Linked DNA regions of Homo sapiens: region 1 is linked to region 2. A link is an interaction called in ENCODE POLR2A ChIA-PET data of the cell type or tissue named here. Cell type or tissue: A673. All regions are shown on one strand. Each heading gives the region's core, and the rest is flanking DNA. Links, peaks and the distances in the headings are about the cores only. Region 1 overlaps EN1 (engrailed homeobox 1). Region 2 holds the start of LOC124907879 (a long non-coding RNA gene).

Evidence for each region. Peaks named below come from ENCODE experiments on the same cell type or tissue, not always from the same donor. Only the 100,000 strongest peaks of a DNase experiment are listed, where the experiment ranks them.
Region 1: POLR2A ChIA-PET joins it to region 2 with 5 read pairs; 2 of 35 experiments call an interaction of 5 or more read pairs at or near these places.

What each region holds. Positions count from the first base shown.
Region 1 is chr2:118,839,673-118,842,581 of GRCh38, reverse strand. EN1 (engrailed homeobox 1) reads left to right here. Exons shown (of 2, transcript NM_001426.4): 2 at 1-411. Among named protein-coding and RNA genes, the nearest start is that of LINC01956, 5.0 kb to the right of the region's middle. RefSeq lists an enhancer at 1-339. In A673, for the core only: no CTCF peak of the experiment used is centred there; no DNase peak of the experiment used is centred there; H3K27me3 peaks cover 384 bases.
Region 2 is chr2:118,141,509-118,144,417 of GRCh38, reverse strand. It overlaps LOC124907879 (a long non-coding RNA gene), which reads left to right and starts at 1,389. Exons shown (of 2, transcript XR_007087211.1): 1 at 1,389-1,494. RefSeq lists an enhancer at 1,608-2,281. In A673, for the core only: no CTCF peak of the experiment used is centred there; no DNase peak of the experiment used is centred there; H3K4me3 peaks cover 483 bases.

The DNA of each region.
Region 1 (2,909 bases), core at 107-2,606, 700 kb before region 2:
CATTTTTATTAATCTCCTTTATTATTATTGTTATAATTATTATAATTATTATAATTATTTTATCCCCTCCCCCACCGCCTCGCTGCCCCCGCCCAGTTTCGTTTTCGTTGCCTTTTTCATTTGAATGTCATTGCTTCTCCGGTGCCTCCCGACCCGCATCGCCGGCCCTGGTTTCTCTGGGACTTTTCTTTGTGTGCGAGAGTGTGTTTCCTTTCGTGTCTGCCCACCTCTTCTCCCCCACCTCCCGGGTCCCTTCTGTCGGTCTGTCTGTTCTGCCCCCCTTTCGTTTTCCGGAGACTTGTTGAGAAATACGACCCCACAGACTGCGAGACTGAACCGCCGCTACAAGCCAAAGATTTTATTATGTTCAGAAACCTGTAGTCTGAAATAAAGTGTACACTGTGCTCACGAGCGCTGGCGGCTCTCCTGTTTGCGGGCTCGGGAAGGACGTGGGTCCGGGCACACAGCGCCCCAGCGCCCCTGCGCACGCCGGGCGGGGAGCCGGCCGGGCCTTGCGATCACCGCACAACGAATGCAGGGCGAAGGGGAAGCGCGACCCAGATTTGGGTTTAGCCTGGGTCTGAAGGGTCTGGCGGGACACGCCTGGTCTCCGATTGCGTTCAAGGGAACTCAAAGGCCGACAACCACAGTCCTGGCTTCGGAAACGCTGCCTGGGCTGCGGGGCAGCTCCCCGCACCGGTCCAGGCCCAGCCCAGTGGCGGCCTCCTCCTGTACAAACTGCTTTTCACTCCAACCTGCACTTTTCTTTTTCTTTCTTTCTTTTATTTCCCCTGGTGCAGGTTTTGCTGCAGATTTTTTTTATCCAGAGATAGAAGGGGGCCTGCCTTCCTCCCTCCCCGACAGCCCGCTTGGGCGAGGGGCACTTTGGCCTGGCCTCTTGGCCGCCTGGACTCACTGCACTTCGTTTGCGGGAGGGCTTCTGTTGGCGAAGCAGCAGGTCCGGGGGCGGCCTGCGGAGCCTCGCGGGGCTCGGATCTCCTGGGCCCGCAATGCCGGAGGAGAGGAGGCCCAAATGCTGGGAAAGCTGTTCGGAGTGGCTGCTTGGGCCTTGAACCCGAGGTGGGCGCACGTCTGCCGTATCTGGGCCCTAAACCAAAGAGGGTTCCCTTAGGCATCCCAACAAAGCCTAACTTTCTTCCTCACCAAGGGGGGCGCACATAGAAGCCCCCAGGGCCCTCAGGACACCCTGGGTTCCCAGAAGGAAATGTCTGGCCTCTTGCTGCTAACACTGGGGCCCATCCTTCCAGAGCAGGAGCTGCTCTCAGATCTTAAGAGGTTAAGGGGAGGAAGGGAAGTTTCCTTCTCAGGAGGTATTATCTTTGTCCAGGATTTTTTTAAATTGTAAATTCCACTCCCACATTTTTTCTCTCTTCGGCAATATGTATGTATATACCCACACGTGTGCAGCTAGACGGGCAGGTGCCCACACATACTTGTGTGCATATACAATAATGTGCAGATATTGGTGCACCTAAGTTCCTACCAGTTTTTTGTGTATTCCTGTACCCGTGAGTATTGTGCAACTGATTTTCTTCTCTAATTAGATACACAATTGGACGTTTGTGAGTTCACTGTGTGTACATGCATGAATTTGTGTTTGCACACTGGAATGTCTGCAGGTGTGTTTGCTGGGTTTGTTCATGTGTGAGATCCCTGTTCTCTGTGCTCTTCCCTTGAGTTTCTCAACTGTTTTTGTAGGATTGATTTTGTGCAAAATGATAATGGCTAGTTATTCCACCTTTTTTATTGAAAAATTTTCCCTGATTTGGCCCAATGTACTGTTTGCTCCTGGCCGGGGAACTAACAGGGCTAGATCTCAATCCCAGGAAGCCTAGGTCCCCTCCAAATCCCTACATAAGGGTTTGGCGGCTAGAGTGGAATTGGAGGGTGCATTTGACACTGCTGTGGGTTCCCAACTTTATTGCAATTAATTTCCTTCCTTCCATCTGCCCATTGTTTTCTGGAGGAGTAACTCTTGCATATAATAGGTGCTCAACCAATCTTTGTGGGCAGAGTTAGAAGCAGTGAGATGGGCCCTTCCCTGGGGTTGGTCTAGGGGAGTTGTTTTCTGGTAGTCAAAAGCCTGTGCTTTGCTTGCCTTGGGGAGTGGGCTTGGACTCTTCAAGCCTTCCAGGCTTTCCTGTTAAACAGTCTGAGGCCTGTGTCTTGGAGCACCCTTCTCCTAATACCTCTCAGAATTTCAGGAAGAGTCCCATTCCATTTCACCCTCCCAGCACATCAGATGTGATGTTAAGGATGCTCAACTCTATATATTGGAGAACCTTACTATTTTGAATGTCTAGGAATTGGCTACACTCCCTTCTCCCCTCCCTATTGTGGCCTCTTAGGATATTCAAGTCCCCCAAGACTACCAGGTCCAGAGGCTGGGACAGAGGTCGGTGTGAGCAGCAACTCTAGGAACCACCCCATTCCTCATGCTCCCCTTCCTCTATCCAAGAGATCAAAGTCAAGAGCTCTTTCCTTTAACCCAGCGAGAGGAGGAGAAGGTGGTCACCCATCCCCATGATTGTGTCAGTAAAGTGTATAGACGTGAATGTCATTATTATGTAATTTGCTTTCTTGCCCATTATCTCCTTTTATCTTCCAATCACTATGGGAAAATGGATTTTTCTTCATTGTTCAGTGAAAGAACATGAAGCTCTGAGAACTTAAACATTTTGTTTGTGCCTCCTCCTTGACTATGTATGTCTAAGTCGCATCGACCTCAAGGATCTGGCCAAGGCCCTGAAGCCATCATCCAGGATGACTTTCCCATCTTCTCTCCATTTTTCCTTCTTTCTGATTGGAGTAGAGGAGAGGGGAGGAGGATTCTGGTGGGACCTTTTTCTTGCACGCCCTTTTAAAAAAAGAAACTAATAATGATCATA
Region 2 (2,909 bases), core at 92-2,591:
CACGCCTATAATCCCAGCACCTTGGAGGGCCAAGATGGGACAATCACTTGAGCCCAAGGGTTCAAGACAAGCCTGGGCAATATAGTGAGACCCCCGTTTCTACAAAAAATAAGAAAATCAGCTGGACACAGTGGTGCATGCCTGTAGTCCTAGCTACTTAAGAGGCCGAGGTAGGAGGATTGCTTGGGCCTGAGAGGTTGAGGCTGCAGTGAGCCGAGATTGTGCCACTGCACTCCAGCCTGGGTGACAAAACAAGATCCTGTCTCAAAAAAAAAAAAATCTATATGTATATCTATATCTATCTATATCTATATATATCTATATCTATCTATCGATCTATCTATATACATAGAATCTATTTACATATATATAAATTTCCTGAGGATGTACTCCCTCAAAAGGAGGTGGGAGGGAAAAATTGGCAAAAACCAAGAAAGACAGAACTATGAATTATAGAAAAGTGTACAGCCAACCAGAATGTTGATGAAAAGAATTCCCTGGATAGGAAGTCTACTAAAAGTCTTGAAAGCAATTATAGAAAACTACTGAGTTTCAAGAAGATTGTCTTAAGGAGAACAAGTCTGAGAAATTAATAAAATTTCTACAGAGCTGGATGATATTTGGAATATAGTCAGAGAGATGTATGTTCTTTCTTCTACAAGAAAATATGGAAAGAATCAAAACTCATGGAAATAAAATTTGTACAAGAGCATTATTATATAAATAGAATACCAAAGGAAGATAAATTATTATATCAAAAATACACCTGTACTCATGTTTATTGCAGCACTAGTCACAATAGCAAAACCATGGAATCAACCTAATCGGCAACAGATAATTAGATAAAGACAATGTGGTGTATGTACACCATAGAATACTATGCAGCCATAAAAAGAATGAAATCATGTCTTTTGAACCAATGTGGATGGAGCTGGGGGCCATTATTCTAAGTGAACAAACTCAGAAACAGAATATCAGATACCGCGTATTCTCACTTGTAAGTGGGAGCTAAACAATGGGTACACGAGGACATAAAGACTAAAATAATAGACACTACCTGTAATACCAGCATTTTGGGAGGCTGAGGCAGGCAGATCACTTGAGGTCAGGAGTTGGAGACCAGCCTGGCCAACATGGTGAAACCCCATCTCTCCTAAAAATATAAAAATTAGCCAGCAGTGGTGGCAGGTGCCTGTAATCCCAGCTACTCAGGAGGCTAAGGCAGGAGAATCACTTGAAGCTGGGAGGCGGAGGTTGCAGTGAGCTGAGATCACTGCATTGCAGCCTGCCCAACAGAGCGAGACTCCATCTCAAAAAAAAAAAAAAAAATAGACACTGGGGACTCCAAATTGGGGGAGGGAGAGAGAGGTGAGGGTTAAAAAATTACCTATTGGTGCGGGGAGGAGCCAAGATGGCCGAATATGAACAGCTCCTGTCTACAGCTCCCAGCGTGAGCAACGAAGAAGACGGGTGATTTCAGCATTTCCATCTGAGGTACCGGGTTCATCTCACTAGGGAGTGCCAGACAGTGGGTGCAGGTCAGTGGGTGAGCGCACCATGCGCGAGCCCAAGCAGGGCGAGGCATTGCCTCACTTGGGAAGCGCAAGGGGTCAGGGAGTTCCCTGTCTGAGTCAAAGAAACGGGTGACGGACGGCACCTGGAAAATCGGGTCACTCCCACCCGAATACTGCGCGTTTCCGACGGGCTTAAAAAAACGGTGCACCACGAGATCATATCCCGCACCTGGCTCGGAGGGTCCTACGCCCACGGAGTCTCGCTGATTGCTAGCACAGCAGTCTGAGATCAAACTGCAAGGCGGCAGCGAGGCTGGGGGAGGGGCGCCCGCCATTGCCCAGGCTTGATTAGGTAAACAAAGCAGCCAGGAAGCTCGAACTGGGTGGAGCCCACCACAGCTCAAGGAGGCCTGCCTGCCTCTGTAGGCTCCACCTCTGGGGGCAGGGCACAGACAAACAAAAAGACAGCAGTAACCTCTGCAGACTTAAATGTCCCTGTCTGACAGCTTTGAAGAGAGCAGTGGTTCTCCCAGCACGCAGCTGGAGATCTGAGAAGGGGCAGACTGCCTCCTCAAGTGGGTCCCTGACCCCTGACCCCCGAGCAGCCTAACTGGGAGGCACCCCCCAGCAGGGGCACACTGACACCTCACACGGCAGGGTATTCCAACAGACCTGCAGCTGAGGGTCCTCTCTGTTAGAAGGAAAACTAACAAACAGAAAGGACATCCACAGGAAAAACCCATCTGCACATCACCATCATCAAAGACCAAAAGTAGATAAAAACCACAAAGATGGGGAAAAAACAGAACAGAAAAACTGGAAACTCTAAAAAGCAGAGCGCCTCTCCTCCTCCAAAGGAACGCAGTTCCTCACCAGCAACGGAACAAAGCTGGATGGAGAATGACTTTGACGAGCTGAGAGAAGAAGGCTTCAGACGATCAAATTACTCTGAGCTACGGGAGGACATTCAAACCAAAGGCAAAGAAGTTGAAAACTTTGAAAAAAATTTAGAAGAATGTATAACTAGAATAACCAATACAGAGAAGTGCTTAAAGTAGCTGATGGAGCTGAAAACCAAGGCTCGAGAACTACGTGAAGAATGCAGAAGCCTCAGGAGCCGATGCGATCAACTGGAAGAAAGGGTATCAGCGATGGAAGATGAAATGAATGAAATGAAGCGAGAAGGGAAGTCTAGAGAAAAAAGAATAAAAAGAAATGAGCAAAGCCTCCAAGAAATATGGGACTATGTGAAAAGACCAAATCTACGTCTGATTGGTGTACCTGAAAGTGATGGGGAGAATGGAACCAAGTTGGAAAACACTCTGCAGGATATTATCCAGGAGAACTTCCCCAATCTAGCAAGACAGGCCAACGTTCAGATTCAGGAAATACAGA